Regions from separate parts of the Homo sapiens genome. Here region 2 is linked to region 1. Evidence: chromatin loops called from intact Hi-C (ENCODE). Cell type or tissue: endothelial cell of umbilical vein. All regions are shown on one strand. Links, peaks and the distances in the headings refer to the core of each region. The heading gives the core; the rest is flanking DNA. Region 1 has its middle 7.9 kb from the start of MIR4318. Region 2 overlaps LOC102724417 (a long non-coding RNA gene).

What was found. Hi-C counts contacts between places; a loop is a spot of excess contacts. Peaks named below come from ENCODE experiments on the same cell type or tissue, not always from the same donor. Only the 100,000 strongest peaks of a DNase experiment are listed, where the experiment ranks them.
Region 2: a loop joins it to region 1, with 6 times the contacts of the local background. A loop is called at or near these places in 3 of 110 quality-filtered maps.

What each region holds. Positions count from the first base shown.
Region 1 is chr18:37,663,575-37,666,492 of GRCh38, reverse strand. No RefSeq gene overlaps it. Among named protein-coding and RNA genes, the nearest start is that of MIR4318, 7.9 kb to the right of the region's middle. In endothelial cell of umbilical vein, for the core only: no CTCF peak of the experiment used is centred there; no DNase peak of the experiment used is centred there.
Region 2 is chr18:37,723,480-37,726,397 of GRCh38, reverse strand. It overlaps LOC102724417 (a long non-coding RNA gene), which reads right to left. Exons shown (of 4, transcript XR_001753556.2): 2 at 483-554. Among named protein-coding and RNA genes, the nearest start is that of MIR4318, 68 kb to the right of the region's middle. In endothelial cell of umbilical vein, for the core only: no CTCF peak of the experiment used is centred there; no DNase peak of the experiment used is centred there.

The DNA of each region.
Region 1 (2,918 bases), core at 326-2,825:
TCCAGCCAGCCAATCCCAATGCTACTCTTCTCACTATAGCAGTAGTGAGACAGCCAGGCCTTTCCTAGATACCACTTACCTCCTCATCTCAACTATTTGTTCTCCTCATAGCTCAGGGCCGTCTAGGTAATGCGTCTTTCCAGCTGCCTCCTAACTGTCCTGAGTATCTGAAACCCCATCCGCAATGCTAAATCCTTGGCTCGTATCTACCCCAGCCAGATTGGAAAGAGGTTTGGAAATTCAATCACTGTTGCTAAAGTTTGATGAGGGATTAAAACAGAAGCACTTAAAAGTTGACTTAGAATGGGTAACAATCCCTTAATCTACTCCTTGTCCACCACAATAGCAGACATCTGAGGAGAATGGTCCGTTGGACCTGTGTTGTTTGGTATGGTGGCCCCTAGCCACGTGCAACCACTGAGCATTTGAAACAAAGCTCATCCCAATTACAATATGCTTTAAGTATAAATAAACATGGGATTTCAAAGATTTAGCATGAAGAAAAAGATGTAAAATATCTCAATAATTTTTATAACATTTTGTTAAAATTTGGAGATTTTACATATATTAAAAGTATATTAATAAAATTAATTTCACCTGCTGCTTTTTACTTTTTTAATGTGGATATTAATACATTTAAATTATGTATGTGGCTCACATTACATTTCTATTGGAGTCTCAGTATGGACAATAGGGCTTTTCTAGTACTTCAAATAACTCCACATGCAGGTTATTTGAAGGTATGCTCAGATTATGCTTGAGGTTCCATTATCTGCAGCAATAAGAATTCAGGACAGAATTCTTCTAGAAGATGGTGCTTGATTACTCCCAAAAGGAGTCACCAGCTGTCAGCTTCTTGGGCCCCCCAGGGTTGATGGTCTGCCCACCACAGAAACACCCGGCATCCCCAGCTGAGCCCAGACTGAATTCCCTGAGCCGGGCTCCCCACCTGGGCTGGGAGTCTCTCTAATGCTTCTGTCTTCCTGGCTCCCAAGGGAGGGCCTCTAGTTAAAGGCATGCCTAAAACTCCCAAATCTGCCATGGAACACTGAGAGGCTATGCTCTCTATGGAATCTTCTGAGAGATTGCTGACTTTGACCAAAACAAAAGATATCAGAATTAAAGGCTGTTTAAATCAAGGTTAATATCATTTAATTGGAGTGGAATCTGGGGCCTGCATTGATTGAGTCCTTGCAGGGAAAAGCCACCTCCCTTAAACAGCATAATCCAAACTTCTTAAGCTGGCACTGGAAAGAGAATCTATTTATAAAAGGCAACTTCTGCCTAGGGTCTTAAGTATGCCTCCAAACTTTTTCTTCACTTTAAGGATCTGACAATATTATCAGCATGCTGGCCTAAAGTGAACGCTACTTCCCCTTTGGAGAGCATGCTGCTAGACTCAGGGTCAGTTCAGGGGACCAGAACCATTGAGCTGAAATCAGTGGTCAAGTCCTGGACAAGAAAAACCCAGTCACCTTTTATTCATAGACCACCTTCAATGGGACTACTTACATCTCATGTCCTTGTCACCCCTTGATGGGATGGGGAAAGCCCCTAGAACTACAGTTTGTTTCCAAAGATTCCACATAAACCAAAAGAGGCCACCCTCAGAGGCCACTGCTGGCCTTAGCTGTGCCAAGCAGCTCCGAATGAAGCAAAAACAGAAACACATGATCAGCCATTTTCCAACAGAGGAAAGCCTGAAGCCCCCTGGAATGTGAAGCCACAAAGCCAGGAGAGTCTGAAGATCTCGGGCTGCCCCTCAGTCCAAGGTGGGGGTAAGGGACACATAACGATGCCATTTCATATGATTAAAAATATATTGCATAAATAAGGCCAAGGAAAATAGAATAAAATATAAACTAAAAATAAATGGTTGAGTCAACTCATCTTTAATGCTTTTCTGTGTAACATCTATTTTGTATAATGGAATACGACTTTCATACTCCGACTGCAAATTTAACCTTGGCCACAAGTTATGATGTACATTACAATACACTTTTATTATGTTATACAGTATTGTGGTGGTTTTTTTAATCTATTGCTAAGCCCCTAACAGTATGTCTGCATCAGTGAAGCCCATCTGTCACAACCACAGTGGAGACATTATTATGTAAATAGTTCTAGGGCCTCCTTTTGGGGGAATTTAATATACTGTCCTAATATCCCAGCCGGAAAAAAAAATGTTTATGAAAAAAATATATATATTTTTTTGGTTTGTTTCATTTGTAGAGAAAGGCAGGTTGAGTTGCTCAGGGTTTTTTTGTTGTTGTTTTTTTTTTTAATAGTCCAAATCTCTTTTCTTCTCTCACTCACAATGTCTTTAAAAGCTAATGATATGGCTCCCAATAAAATAAAATAAAATAAAATACATGAGAGACTTCTTTTAAACACACCAGCTGAAGTATAGGGCATTAATATCGCACAGCCTAGTGCATTAGCCATCTTTCCTATATTACAGTCATATTTCAATAAACTAAGTTTTCTTAGCAGGTGCCATCTTGGATTATTTCTTCATTAGACTGAGTTATAAAATATGCAGAAGGGTATGCTGAATTTTTTATTTCTTGCCAGTTTTAAGCCTTTGCCAAAATCCATACATCTAAATTTTCCCTCTTAAAGGTGGAGGGCAACACCGGGAAGGGATGGACAGACACTTGTGCTTGCAGGGCTGAGGGAACAAGGGCAGGACCGAATGAAGTGTGGCTTGTAAACAGAAGATGCCAGTGTCCCAGACTTCTTATTGCATCTTAATGAACCAAGCCAGGATTTTAGGGCAGCACAAAGAAAGGAGCTAATCATTGGTGGGAGCTGGGCCACCTGGACCTCCCAGCCCCACATCAGCCAAATCCTGGCTTTTAATCAGGCCTCAAACATTCACTGAGCACTGGCCAAGCAGTGAGTTCTTTGAGAGAAGC
Region 2 (2,918 bases), core at 185-2,684, 60 kb before region 1:
TTCCTCCAGAGAACTTTTCCCCATCATATAACACAACCTTGGAAATAAACACTGGCTCCAGTTGGATGGCGTGAAAAAACAGGGTGGGCCTAAAGAGAATGCATTCACCGTAAGGGAACAGAGCAAGTCTGTGCATTGGGACAAGGCTGGATGGTTTCTGCTTTTTTCCATTCCCTTATTTAAGAAAACATTCTGAGACTGATGTTCGGCCTTGCCCTAGAATTTAGCCAACACAGAGCTTAGAGAAGGAGTATTTCAGAAGTGTATTATAAGACCCTGGGACTCAGCACTGTGAGCTTTACTATGAACCAGACGTTGAGCCCTGGGAGCAGTCTTGCTTGATTCTGGCCATTGCCTTCTTGCCTTGCTCTCATGCATGAATCCCTGTCTTGATCATCGATCTAGTATCCAGACCCTCCCTGCTCCAGACCCCAGTGGCCAGCCACGGAGATGGCCCTTGTGTTGACTAACCCCATGCTTACCTGCTGAGTTTGCCTAAATCAGCTTCCTGCTGTGTTCCTCAGTTTCATGCTGCCCACTGTTAGGGCCATGTTCTGCAGAGAAGCAGTAGAAGGAAGTTGTTAAGGGCATGAACCCTCCAATCAGCTAGCCTGGGGTGAGGTCCTGTACCATTTACCAGCTGTGTTACCTGGGAATGTCATTTCTTTACTCTGCCTTGGCTTTCTCATCTGTAAAAGAAAGATGAGTACCACCTGCCTCCCAGGTGGGCAGAGAGGAGAAAAGGTGCTGACACATGCAGAGTGCTAAGAACAGTGCAAGACACACAAACACATGGGGATTGTGAGCTTCCTCACAGTGGTTCCCCCTTGGGCTGCTTGCTTGAACAGCCACACCCTCTGAACACCACATTTTTCATCTACTGGAGTGTGCTCCCCACAGTATCTGCTGCACACATATGGGCTCATCTAATTCCAGAGCCCACTAAGATACTATAAATTAAACAGCAAAGAACACACAACATCTCAGCCGAAAATCATTTATTGAGCACGTACTATGTGCCAAGCACTATACTGGATGTAGGGTATGCAATTAATAACTTATATTCTCTTACCTTCTTAAGGAGCTGGGGGTCTAATGCATTTATAGAATGTCTCTAAAATCACAGTGGAAATTAATAGGAAAAAGAATCTTTGCATCCCCCTGACATGTGACCAGTGTGTACAGTTAGATTTCCCCGAAAGCTTGATCCTTTTGTTTTTCAGGACTGAATTCTCTGGGTTGGATGGGTGTGGGGCAGGGGTGGGAACTGAGTCAGCTATCTCAGCATCCCATGAAGACTGACATTCTCTGGATTGTGGGGTGAATGGATCTCCAGGGAAGAGATTCTGGGGAAGAGTCCCTTTGGTAGTTTTCCAGTTCTTAGATATAAAGCCCTTGCCACCACCAGGGGATTGTGTTTACTGTGGCTAACCTGGGAGGCACAATAGGGTTATAAAATTAGAAAGCCAGTCAGGTTGATGATCCCCGCCCCTTCTCTAATTCATTCCCTCACTGTCTCTATCACTCCAACTCTTAGGAATCCAATATGTTTATATGCATTCACTCTTGTTTTCATCCTCCCTATTAGGAATGAAAGGTGTTGCAGTGAGCATAGTTACTCTGTGGAGACAAATCGGAACGTGTTTCCTGTGCTGGGGCCTTCAGCCAGCACCAACTGAGGATGGCTCAGGGTCCTGGTGAGGAGCAGGGCCCATGCCAGCCTTCACAGCCCACAGGCAGGGTGGGCACATGCACTGGTTGCCTTGGCAGAGAAACTATAATATACGTGGAGGGATGAGGGGCTCAGGCTGCAGCATTTCAGTAGCACACCCCTATAGGACTGCCTGTTTAGTGCAGTAATCATGTTTCCCATAGAGCCCTGGGAGCCCCAAGGCAGAAGGTACGGTAGTTCTAGAAGCCTTCCCAGAAAAAAACAATGCATAAATTAGACTTAAGGAGGGTGCCAAAGAGGGTGATGTTTAACCCAAATGATATAATGTTTAAGCCAAGCAAGAAAAATACCTCGGGCAGCCTTTCACCGAGCCAAGACAGAATGATGGGCAGAGGCACGGAGCAGGGAGACCTTGCTGGCAGCCCTAAGCTTTGACACCAGATGCACTGCAAGGATATTTAAGATGGCTCTGCAAACAGGCTATGTAAACTGAATGAAAAATCAGAACCTGAGGTACAGGGTACCCTTTAGGAAGCTGGTTTCCCAGGCCTCAGCCTCTAGGGATTTCCCTGGAGGATTAGCCAAGAGTTCCCTGTGTGATGCCAGAGACCTAAGTGGTCAGCGTGTCCTTCCTGCCTTCCCCCCCTCCAACCTGCCCCTCAGCCCCCAGGAGTTGCTGCCAGGTGGGTTCCTTTCCTAGGTCTACTTCCATGAGATGGGTTTTCAGGAGGCAACACAGAGGCGTGAAAGACAGCACTTCGACTCTTCCTTCTTTGTCTTTTAACACCACGTTAAAATACGCCTGTACCTGGGAAGCCTGTTTATGCAGCAGCAGCATCAAAAAGCCATTTCCCTACTTCTCTAATACTTTTTCTGAGACACACAGTACCTCACAGGAACTAGAGCCGGAGCTCTTCTTCCTTCCGTCTGTGATCTTTGTGTGTTCATGGCTTCAGCGTCAACATCACGGAGACTAACAGAAGCACAGGGTCCCTCCGGGTCTCCTGAGGCTGCCCCTCCCTATAACACACACACACACACACACACACACACACACACACACACACAGAACCGATGGTCTCTTAACGAGTCCTTCCTTCCTTTTACTCTCCCTCCTTCCCTCCTCCCTTCTTCCCAGCACTATTTTAAGTGTGACTGTCACTCTCATCATGGTGTATGACAAGTATCCCTTCGCTTGCTGGGGTCCCCTACAGACAGCCACATGCCCCCAGGGAGCCGCACACAA